4 separate regions of the Homo sapiens genome follow, and regions 1, 2 and 3 are each linked to region 4. The links are chromatin contacts, found by Hi-C or POLR2A ChIA-PET in ENCODE. All regions are on one chromosome and are shown on one strand. The core of a region is the stretch at or near the end of the contact, and the rest is flanking DNA. Distances in the headings are between cores, read along the strand shown.

Region 1 (2,700 bases), core at 52-2,551, 1.7 Mb before region 4:
CCGTCTTGTTCCCATGAATGACACGCTGTGTCCTGGGGCCTTTCTTCTTTGTAATCCCAGTGTCACTGAGGGCAGCTGAAGTGCTGCTTCTTCCCAGAGCTGTGTCAATGTGGGGGTGGGGGAATCTCCTGAAAGCCAGATCAGCACCCTCTAACCTCAAGGTTCCTGGCAGTCATCAAGGGAGCGCCTGGGGACAGGAAGCACTGAGCTTCCTCCACCAGCTGCACACTCGGCCAGCTCCTGAGAGGCTCTGGGCTCAACAGAGCCCAACGTCCGGTGTGACCTGCAGAAGCTCCTCCCCCGATGCCAGCACCTGAACCTCGGGGTACTGCCTGGTGACGAGTGGCGGAGCTAAGATGCCAGCTCCAGAATGTTCCTCAGGGAACCTCTCACTGCACAGACAAGGGGGCATGAGCTACCCAGCGCCCCCCGGCGAGGCAGTCCCAGGCCCCGACATTTCAGCTGCATGTGGTGCCCCACAGGTGCCCATGAGGAGGAGCTGAGACTGCAGAGGGGAGCGGCCCGCTGGGTCCATCTGCCCACCTGCGGCACGGGGGCGTCTGACGGGCACCCCCACGGCACCCCAACACGGGGGCTTAGGGACTCCCACATCTCCATTATGAGGGCTCAGATTTGTGGGCCAAATTCAAGCCTGAAGCTTCTCTGTTATTTGGCTGCAAAAGAATTCCTGGTGGGAGTGAACACCACCCACCCCTAACAAGGTGTCAGCCCTTTACCTTCTAGCTCCTGCTGCTCCCAAACCCCAGAAAAACCCACTCTGATTTGGCCTTGAAAACCAGAACAGTGACCCTTGCTGGCAGCCAAATGTTTGCACCACAGGCTCTGACATCCAGGCGTCTTAGGGTTGTCTTAGACATCCAGACAGCAAGACAGGCAGTGGGCAGCAGACCAGAGGTGATTGAATGGCCAACTACACCCCATGTGAGAGCAAAGTCCATGAGGGATACCCCTCTCCCCAATTCTTCTGGGGCCTTCCCTCCCCATAACACTTCCATCTGCCCAGACAAGGGCTTCTGGTGCCAGGGGCAGCTCCCTTCTTATCCTTTATACTTGGCTGTTTGTGCAGACCACACAAAGATGAGTCATGCTGAAAGGCAGAACCTGCCCAGGGCTCCGTGAGTAATTTAGGCACTCACTCTACTTCTATTAAATCCCCTTCCCTTGAGGATATTAATGGGAAAGAAATCTGACTAAAGTAATTCACACTCAGGTGTAGCTGACTAATAGCACTATGCGGGTGGGGAGAGGTGGGGAGGATTACCTTTTAGGTGTCTTGCTAACCCCAGATAGAGGAAGAAATCTCAGGCAGTTGACCAACCCATGATATCAGCCCTGAAGGCAGCTTAAGAGAAAAGGCAGGGGGTTGCATTAGTTCCCCAACATCTCTGCCGGGAAAGGACCTCAAGATCCATTATGCATTTGTGAGGTTAATCACAGCATCATAGCTGCTCAGAGTCAGAAAGACCTCACAGGCCAGGCAGACCCCTGGGGTATGCAAATGTGTGCAAACTAACATCCAGATTGGCATTCATTATTCTGTGGTCACCAGCTGAGGGACTTCTGTGTGGAGCACAGCTACGCTGCTGGCAGGAGCCCTGATGTGGAGCAACAATATCCTACTGGAAATGCCCAGGGTGGCCTTGGAGAAACTCCAGAGGGGCACAGGGATTGGCCTGCTGGACCCAGCTCTGGAGGACCAGCCAGAGATGCACACACACTCACTCAAGATGAAGTGCAAGCCTGTGTGTTTTAGTAAAAGGCAAATCTGAAACCGCCTTTGCAAAAATCATAACTAAGGAAATTATGACAGTGAGAGAAACCTGACAGGGCTGACTCCATCTTGTCTCAAGCCTCACAAGTTGGCTCTCTTTGCTCATTCTTGGGCTTGGGCCAAGCTAACTCTGGGAGACATTTATAGTTTAAATAACAGCTCTTCCCAAAAGCTAACGTGTTCTTGTAAAACAAATAAAAGGCCACCAAGTTAGGATAAGAGGGGCTTGAATTCTAATTATTATCAGCTATTGTTCTGGAGGTCATAAGATTTACAACTTCTCCAATTACTCTTGAAGATAACATCACTGTTGTAGAACCTAACATTGGCCTTTTGAGATAACTTTTCAGTTTTTTGCATGTCTGGCAACCTGATGGCCCCAGCTGGACCTGCCAACCACTTCTGTGGCCCCCACCCAGGAACCGCCTCAGCATAAGAGGACAGCTTTGACTCCTTATGATTTCATCCCCAAGCCAACCAATCAGCACTCCTGACTCACTGTCCTCCTACCCACTAAATTATTCTTAAAAACACCGATCCCTGAATTCTCAGGGAGACTGATTTAAGTAATAATAAAACTCCAGTCTCCCGTACAGCCGGCTCTACATGAATTGAACTCTTTCTCTATTGCAACTCCCCTATCTTGATAAATTGGCTCTGTCTAGACAGCAGGCAAGATGAACCTGATGGGCAGTTACAAATCATGCAAAGATGATATGAAGCAAATTACAGGGGAATGACCACAAAACAATCACCATCTCTCCCTGCCTGGTAAGGGTCCTACAACCCTGACAGAGGCGGTATAGAGCGGCAAATCAGGGGGAAGGGATAGCCTCTCACCACACCCAAATGTCCTCCAGCACCATCCTCCTTGGTCTGTTGCCCAGCAGTGCTCTGGGCCAGATACC
Region 2 (2,700 bases), core at 201-2,700, 1.7 Mb after region 4:
GCTGGCCAGGAGGTATTGGAAGCCCCCTACCTCTGGGCTGGATTCTGGGCATTTAAAGGGTAGAGACATGCTGGAGTCCAAGCCTCAGTCCTGAAGAACAGTGCAATGGGTGAACAAATGCTGCCTGGCAAGGATGGGGTTGGGAGGTCTATAGTTCCCAAAGAATGTCCACTCTAGTTGCCTCCTCTCTAGGTGGGCTCCAGGCATTTCCAAAATAAAGAATATACAGGAGCCAAATTAAGGACAGGTCCTTCATACCTTGTTTATAAGCCCAAGAGGGCAATTTCTGCCCTTCGGTTCCCAGGAACACGGTTGGAGAAGGCAGCCCAGGGGAGGCCAGAAGAGCAGTATTTGGAGTGTGATTTCTTGGATGCCAAAGCGTTCAAACTTCTGGGACCCCCTCCTATCCCTGCCATTCCCAGAAGGAACAGAGAATCTCCCAAAGCACTCTCAGGAGCCATCTGGCCTAATCTTCCATTGGTAAGCCGTGGCACCTGGATCAGATAGAGTAAGGGACTAAGCCACACAGCAACAGGACCAGGCCAGGTCTCCGGAACCCCCTTCTGTTGTTCAATGCTTACTGGCTTCTCTGCCTCACAGTGACCCCTGTCCCATATCAAAGACAGCCCCCAGTTTCATTTTATCCATGTGTACACTCAAGTTATTCCCAGGCTATGCAGAGCCAAGAGATGTAGGACAGAAACCATACGTGATGTCTGGGAAGTTGATCTCTCCCAGGATCTCACAAGTGCTTTTCAGCTCAGGGATACACCCCACTCTTCAGACTGGGAAAGTAAGCCCCTGAGGTGTGCCACGAGGGAAAAGGTGCAGCTCCAGTGCCTCTCTTCGCAGGCCCAAGAGCTGCGGTGCACCTGGGACCTGGAATTAGAGAGTGGTCCCTGTTCAGCATCTCCCCGAGGAGGCCCACCAACAAAGAGGGTGTGTCTTTTTTTTTTTTTTCTTCCTATTGAGGGTGTGGGATAATGGTGGAAGGAACATGCAAAGAGGGTGTGTCTTAATTAGCACTGGCTTTAGGGAACAAGGAAAAGGGAGAACCCGGGAGTACGGGAAGGAGGCTGGGGCAGACAGGAGTCAGAGGCCCATTCCAGCCCAAACGAGAAGCCAGTGAGCAAGGTGGAGACCAGGGATGCTGTGACCAAAGCAGAGAGGAATGGGCGGGGTGGTGCTGACACCCCAGCCCCGTTCTGCCTGCCAGAGCCCCACTTACCAGGCCCGAGTCCCCAGAGGTCCCCTCCTACTCCCTGCTCGATTCCCTTCCTCAGAGGCAGGTCTGTGGCTTGGCTGGGAACTCCAGGGACTGAGGGAGCACTGCAGCTGTGGGACCGGCGCATAGCTAAAAGCCGGCGGGCCATAGGGCCCCGCGGAGGAGGCCCCAGCAGGCGGACCAGGAGGCCGAAGCCTCCCGACGCTCCCAGCCTGTTGCTTATTCATTCAGAGTGGGAAAGCGCCAGCCGAGCGGCCAGCCAGTGCGGGGCTGGCCATGTAAGGCCCACAGGCGGTCCTGCCCGCCCGGTGCCCTGCGGAGAGCCTCGTGCAGCCCTGGGCACCGCCCCTGCCCTGCCCTGACCCCTTGGCCTTGAAATGCTGTCATCGGAGGAGCCGTCCCGCTCGGGACAAGGCCAGCATGGACAAAGCTAGAGCTGGGGCAAGCAAGGAGCCTTCCTGTCCTCGAGGCCGTGGGAAGAGAAGCACGCCCAGGGGGCCACTCCTGAGAGCCTCTCTGTCCACCAGGCCTCTGCAGAGGGGTCACCATGGCTCTGGCCCGAGGCAGCCGGCAGCTGGGGGCCCTGGTGTGGGGCGCCTGCCTGTGCGTGCTGGTGCACGGGCAGCAGGCGCAGCCCGGGCAGGGCTCGGACCCCGCCCGCTGGCGGCAGCTGATCCAGTGGGAGAACAACGGGCAGGTGTACAGCTTGCTCAACTCGGGCTCAGAGTACGTGCCGGCCGGACCTCAGCGCTCCGAGAGTAGCTCCCGGGTGCTGCTGGCCGGCGCGCCCCAGGCCCAGCAGCGGCGCAGCCACGGGAGCCCCCGGCGTCGGCAGGCGCCGTCCCTGCCCCTGCCGGGGCGCGTGGGCTCGGACACCGTGCGCGGCCAGGCGCGGCACCCATTCGGCTTTGGCCAGGTGCCCGACAACTGGCGCGAGGTGGCCGTCGGGGACAGCACGGGCATGGCCCGGGCCCGCACCTCCGTCTCCCAGCAACGGCACGGGGGCTCCGCCTCCTCGGTCTCGGCTTCGGCCTTCGCCAGCACCTACCGCCAGCAGCCCTCCTACCCGCAGCAGTTCCCCTACCCGCAGGCGCCCTTCGTCAGCCAGTACGAGAACTACGACCCCGCGTCGCGGACCTACGACCAGGGTTTCGTGTACTACCGGCCCGCGGGCGGCGGCGTGGGCGCGGGGGCGGCGGCCGTGGCCTCGGCGGGGGTCATCTACCCCTACCAGCCCCGGGCGCGCTACGAGGAGTACGGCGGCGGCGAAGAGCTGCCCGAGTACCCGCCTCAGGGCTTCTACCCGGCCCCCGAGAGGCCCTACGTGCCGCCGCCGCCGCCGCCCCCCGACGGCCTGGACCGCCGCTACTCGCACAGTCTGTACAGCGAGGGCACCCCCGGCTTCGAGCAGGCCTACCCTGACCCCGGTCCCGAGGCGGCGCAGGCCCATGGCGGAGACCCACGCCTGGGCTGGT
Region 3 (2,700 bases), core at 194-2,693, 1.9 Mb before region 4:
AATGGACCGCTTAATTTCAGGACCCCCTGAAATTGTCAGCAAAAGTTTCTCTGTGCACATCTGTACATTTAGCTGGGAAGACTCCACAGCTTATATCAGATCGTCACAGAGTCCCAAGCCCCAATGGGGTAAGAATCTCTGAATCTAACATGTCACAGAGACCACCCCCTATAACACTTTACCAAGAACTTAATCCTCCATGAGCTCGCCTAATGCCTGCTCCTCTGTGGACAGGCAAGCCATCACTTGGGTTGGGAGCACCAGCCTGCAGCCAGACTACCTGGGTTTTTCATCCCAATACTGCCACTTTCTAGCTATGTCACCTCGGTTTCCCTGTCAGAAAAAAATGAGACCACATGGCATCTTGGTTTCCTCCTTGGATCACTACAGGGAGTGGCAGCAGCCTGGCTGCTCCAATTGGAACTTAAAAATCACTAGGGATCATGCAGGTCATAAACAAAAGGAAGAAGCACTACTATGGACTCAGGCTGCAGTTACAGTCAACAACCCTCCCTCCACCAAGATCAGCACAGAGAGTCTCTCCCCAACATCCTCATATCACAGCACGCTCCAGGACTGGGGAATCCCTGAGGATGGCTCAGGGCAGCCCAGCCTCCTTTCTGAAAACAGGATTCAGAGCTCATAGAAGCCTCCCTGCCCTGGGAGTCTCAAGAGAGCACTTAAGCACAGACACCTGGTTTAGCTTGGTAGGCACCCCTAGCCTGCGGAGCTTACCCCCGCCGCACACATCTGGAGAGTCAACCATTACAAAGAGAAATAGCAGGACTGGTCCTGCCCCTCCGGGATGGTGCCGCCAGTCTAGAGTAAAATGCCAAGCACGGGCTCAAGACTCCTGCTGAGGCCAATGGTAAGCCAGGCTGCTTCAGGAAGGGAGGGAGGAGAAGGGAGGGAAGAAGAGAGGGAAGAGGAAGGAGGGAGAAAGGGATGGAAGAGGGAAGAGAATCAGAGAGGGAGGGGAGGAGGAAGAGAGAGAAGGCGGGAGGAAGGAAGAGAGGGAGGGGAGGAGGAAGAGAGAGAAGGCGGGAGGAAGGAAGAGAGGGAGGGGGAGGTAGAAGGGAGGAGAGGGAGGGAAGGAAGGAGGCTCTCCAAGCCTCTTCAAGCCTCTCCATCCCTCCCTCTTCAAGGCAAAATATACTTTCTCTAAAAAAAAAAAAAAAAAAAACAACAAAAAAAACCCCCCTTCATCCTTTTCCTTTCTGAACAAGAGCTTTGTAACACTAGATGGTTGATCCGAAAATAACTATTTAGCCCTTAGACAGAGGTGTTTTTTAACAGGAGAAGCTGAGATATTTTGAAAGCCACCCCTGAGGCGAGAAAGTTGTGCAGAAGGCACTAATTGTCAACGCTCCCCAAGGACAGCCTGCCTGTTCCAAGGCAGGAGGAAAGGGCCGAGCTGTCAGCGCCCGATTCCTGGGGGAGTCTGCCTCGCCCGCGCTCAGCCAGCCAGGCCAGCTTCCTGCCCGGCATGGAGGAGATAAAACACAGGAACACAGACGATCTTACATAACCGAAGCGGGACTGAACATTTTCAGCAAATTACCTCTGTTATGAGCTCTGCCATAAAATCGCCTCACAAGTGAATTTAGTTTTTCTTCCCTCCGTGCCCAATCAATTAGCACATGAGTAATACCAAGCCCATTAGGACAAACTGATGCCGGGGGAGTTATGTCATCTGCTATAGAAATGATTGCTTAATATACCAGTTGGCTCCGAGGAGCTCTTAGCCACACACAATCTTGCCATAATCGATAGCAACAGTCAAACAACGCTGTTTCCAACGAGAACACTGCTGGGCAGAGCCTGAGCCAGAGCCAGTGTCGGGGACACAGAAGCTGAGTGGGCCCCAAATACCAGCTCCCTCCCTCCACCTTCCTCCTCCAACCTCCCCTCCCTGCTGCTGCCCTTCAAAGCCAACAGGAGAAGCCTGATGGTGGCTCAGAGAAATAGAACCCCGGACAGGTGGGGTGGGGGCAGCGACGGTGAGAGGGAGTGTCACTGTGGGGGCAGGGGAGTGTGCAGAGAAAGCCTGGAAGACAGGGCTTGCCAGAGCCTGGGAGTTGTGGGAATTCCTATCCAAGAGAAAAAGGAAAGGCATGGAACTCTTTCTGCCTCCATATTTCCTAGCAACTGCAGAATGGGCTTTCAAAAGGAATATTGAAAGATGTGTGAGATTAAACCCTCCGTGGAGCTGAGCATATGTGCATGCTCAAGGCATGTGTATGTGTGCACGTGTGTGGGCACATTCACACATATAAGCATAAACAAGGACAGGTGCCCACACCTACAAGTATATGTTTACATGTATGCATGTACAGTTGGTGGGGTCAGCATGGAGGGCTCTGTGTGTGTGTGTGTGTGTGTGTGTGTGTGTGTGTGTGTGTGTGTGTGTAGCTACTGGAGTACTGCATACATGTGTGCATATGAGTATACATTTGTGTGCAGGTATGTGCATGTGTTCCTATTATCCTAGAATGCAGCCGTCCTGCAAGATTAGCCGGCCTCCCCTATCACGTTGTTCAATCACAATTCTGGGCTGCAGAAACCAAAGGTAAAAGCTAAAAGCCTTTTCCCCAAGATGATAGGGAAGAGAGACAGCGAACTGCAGCTGGCAGCCACCTGAGCGTGGCATCATGGAAAAGTACCAGCTTGGTTTTGGAGCTAGATCGCCCTTGGATCTGG
Region 4 (2,700 bases), core at 105-2,604:
CCAGATCCCCACCCCACCCCGCGGCCTCCGCGTTCCACAATCAGGACGCATTTGTTAAAAAATGTGCCGGATAATTAAAAAAAAAAAAAAGAAAGAAAAAAGAAAGGAAAAGAAAGAAACGTGCCGGAGAGGCGCGGAACGGGCGAGGGCCAGGAGGCCCCAGCAAAGCCTGCAGAGGTTTATCCCGCCCGTTACGAGGCCCAAGGCCATCGCCCGGTGAAGCGGGGTGGGCCCTGGGCGCGGCCGCTACGTGCAGCCCGGCCGCGGCGAGATGGAGCGTGGTCCCTGGCGGCCACCCGGCAAGGGCCGGTCGAGCTCTCGGGCCCCGAGCCATTCCCAGGCCCTCGCAGGCCGCCCATCTAATCCCGGCCACAGGGGACGGCACCGCGCCGCAGGGGCAACCGCCCTGCCTCCCGGCAGCGGGGCAGGCCAACGTTACGTAAGTCTCCAGCTGCCCCCGGGCCGCCGCATCCCGCCCGCCGCGCGGGGCACCCAGCCCAGCCCTCCGCCCGCCCGCCCCGGACACGGGGCCTCAGCACCGCCCGAGCCTGCTGGGAGCTGGGAGGCGGTGATGGAAAAGGGGGGTGGGACCGCGCTCGGAGACCGGAGCAAGTGGGCGGGCGCGACCAGAGCAGAGAGGGAGGGAGGGAGCGGACACGCCAGGCGAGGAAGGGGATGCGGGGGAGCGGACGTGACCAGCAAGCAGGGGGAGGGGCGGCGAGAGGGAACTGGGGCGCGGGAAGGGCGGTCGCGCATGAATGGAGAATGGACGCGGGAGGGGAACCAGAACGCAGTTTCAATGAGTTACACAGAAAGCATTAGAATCAGGGGACACGCACAGCTTGAAGAGGAGGGGGTGGAAGGACCAGACTTAAGGAGGAAGAGGGGAAAACGAGCACGGAACAGGCGGCGCGGAGAAAGGGGAAGCAAGGGTGGAATCAATCACGAGGGACCGAGAGAAGGCAGGCGAGGATGGAGGCGCATTGAGGATTGGGGCAGGAGGAAGAGGATGGGACCAGAATGAGGGGGTAGGGCTGGGGCGGGAAAGGAGCCGGCGGACCCGCCTGATCTGGAAGGAACGGCGCTGGGGACTTCTGAAGAGCAGGCCCCAGGCGTGAGGAGCCGTTCTCCTCTCTCTGAGCTCCACTGCATCCCAGACGCCCTGGATCCTGCGCCGCCCTGCCTGCGTGCCCGGGGCCGGCCGGCGCGCCGGGATTCCGCACTAGCCGGGCGACTGGCCCTTGGTGGGGACTGATGGCGTAGCCTCCTGCACCGCTCACCTCCGGCGCTGACCGACTCGGGCTACGCTGCAAAGACGAAGAGATCCGGAGCCACGGCGCGTGCAGCTGCTGTGCAAGGAGCCACTGCCTCAGCCTCAAGGTTATCCCGCTGCGGGCCGCCGCAATCCCTCCGCCGCCCCGCCCTCTGCCCAATCCCGGCTCCGGGCGACCCGGGCCCCGCCCCCTGCGTCCCCGCGGGCGCAGTCACCTTCAGGAGGAAGCGCGGCGGCGGCGGCGGAACGCGCGGGCAGGTTGCCCTTTCGGTGGGACTAAATTCTGCGGCGGAAGGACACAGATTCAGAGTCACATTTTAAGAAACCTGATGACCAATGGGGACGCGGCGGGGCAACGGGGCCCGCCCCCGGAGCGACTTTCCTCCCAGACCCCCGGGCGCCGGGCCACCTGTTGCCGCCAAGTTGGGCTGCCAGATGGGGTGTCTTTTCTTGGCTCTCGGCCCAGGCCACCCCAGCTGTCCCGGCCTACCTGGGCAGGGCCCAGATTTATGGGTTCCGGGGCAGCATTCTCCCGGCCCCGCCCTGCCACTCCCCACTCCTCCGGGTGTCTGCTCTGGCGCACCCTCGGAGACTGAGCTGAACGGAAAGTTGGGGAGAGCTGCAGACTTGTGCGTGGTTGGAGGTCCTGGCCGCCTTCGGAGGGGCTCTGGCACTGGAGCGGCAGTAGGGAGAACTAGGGACTGCGAAGTGGGCCTGGAGCGGGAGCGCGAGGCCGTTTTCCTCTTAGGACCATTCATTGTGTTAGGACCGCGGAACAAGGAAGGACCGGTTGGGGCCATGTGAATAATTTAGTAGGGTCTGGAATCCTGCAGAGCGAATGCCTCAGAGTAGAAAGTAAATAGACGGTGTTGATATTAGCGCAGAGCTGGGCATCTGGAAATATCAAGTCAGAACATTAGGGCCGATAACCTATGCAGGAGTCAGCATTTCTGTTTTCACCTTTGTCGTGTTTAAGTCAGTATTGTTGGAACTTTTCTTACATTTTTCTACAAGACATTTTCTGATTTCCCAGTTGTTAGCCAGCAACTAATGATGCGAGCAGTTATCAATTAAACAGCTGTTAACTCTTGCCTTCATTCACAGATACAATGTTGCGCATTCAAAATGTGAAGACCGTTCTCTTAGGTTCTTTTTTTATTTTCCTGGCAAAAGAGACCAAATGGGTGTGACCTGCTCAGGCATACCCGCTGCCTGCAGCTGAATCACAGGCCTTCATTCGCTTCCTGTTAGCTCAGATAAGCTGGGAGGAGACAGTGACAGCCTAAAAGTAAATTTCTGTTTGAAGTGAGATAAAAATCTTTCACTTTCTTCTGTAAGTCTTTCCTGGTCCCTTTAGTTGTTGTTGGGAAGGAAATGCTTGATTATTAAGGTGGTGAAAGAACATGAAGTTGTTGAGAAGGAAAAAA

What was found. A loop is a pair of places that touch in the nucleus more often than their neighbours do. ChIA-PET counts read pairs that join two places held with the same protein, here RNA polymerase II (POLR2A). Pooled maps may share reads with other maps.
Region 1: a loop to region 4 is called in a pooled map, with 4 times the contacts of the local background. The contact joins the promoter of LINC02205 here to the promoter of PKM in region 4. A Hi-C loop is called at or near these places in 2 of 37 single-sample maps with no recorded cell type and 5 of 50 pooled maps.
Region 2: a loop to region 4 is called in a pooled map, with 2.6 times the contacts of the local background. The contact joins the promoter of LOXL1 here to the promoter of PKM in region 4. A Hi-C loop is called at or near these places in 4 of 50 pooled maps. POLR2A ChIA-PET finds 5 or more read pairs at or near these places in 2 of 52 experiments (A549 and BJ).
Region 3: a loop to region 4 is called in a map of ascending aorta, with 7 times the contacts of the local background. The contact joins the enhancer-like site here to the promoter of PKM in region 4. A Hi-C loop is called at or near these places in 1 of 168 maps with a recorded cell type or tissue (ascending aorta). POLR2A ChIA-PET finds 5 or more read pairs at or near these places in 1 of 52 experiments (activated CD4-positive, alpha-beta T cell).

What each region holds. Positions count from the first base shown.
Region 1 is chr15:70,504,627-70,507,326 of GRCh38, forward strand. LINC02205 (long intergenic non-protein coding RNA 2205) reads right to left here and starts at 1,302. Exons shown (of 2, transcript NR_146562.1): 1 at 1,283-1,302. RefSeq lists an enhancer at 1,191-1,240.
Region 2 is chr15:73,925,012-73,927,711 of GRCh38, forward strand. LOXL1 (lysyl oxidase like 1) reads left to right here and starts at 1,451. Exons shown (of 7, transcript NM_005576.4): 1 at 1,451-2,700. The coding sequence starts at 1,773. All of the region lies in intron 1 of LOXL1-AS1 (LOXL1 antisense RNA 1), which reads right to left. RefSeq lists an enhancer at 1,957-2,700 and a silencer at 2,699-2,700.
Region 3 is chr15:70,375,533-70,378,232 of GRCh38, forward strand. No RefSeq gene overlaps it. Among named protein-coding and RNA genes, the nearest start is that of LINC02205, 130 kb to the right of the region's middle. RefSeq lists an enhancer at 2,448-2,700. Within about 2 kb of position 1,444, at least 18 of the 41 ENCODE cell types and tissues checked have a DNase peak (open chromatin) inside an H3K27ac peak, as active enhancers do; they include ascending aorta, where a contact is called at or near this core.
Region 4 is chr15:72,229,836-72,232,535 of GRCh38, forward strand. PKM (pyruvate kinase M1/2) reads right to left here and starts at 1,355. Exons shown (of 11, transcript NM_002654.6): 1 at 1,281-1,355. RefSeq lists silencers at 227-736, 1,297-1,796.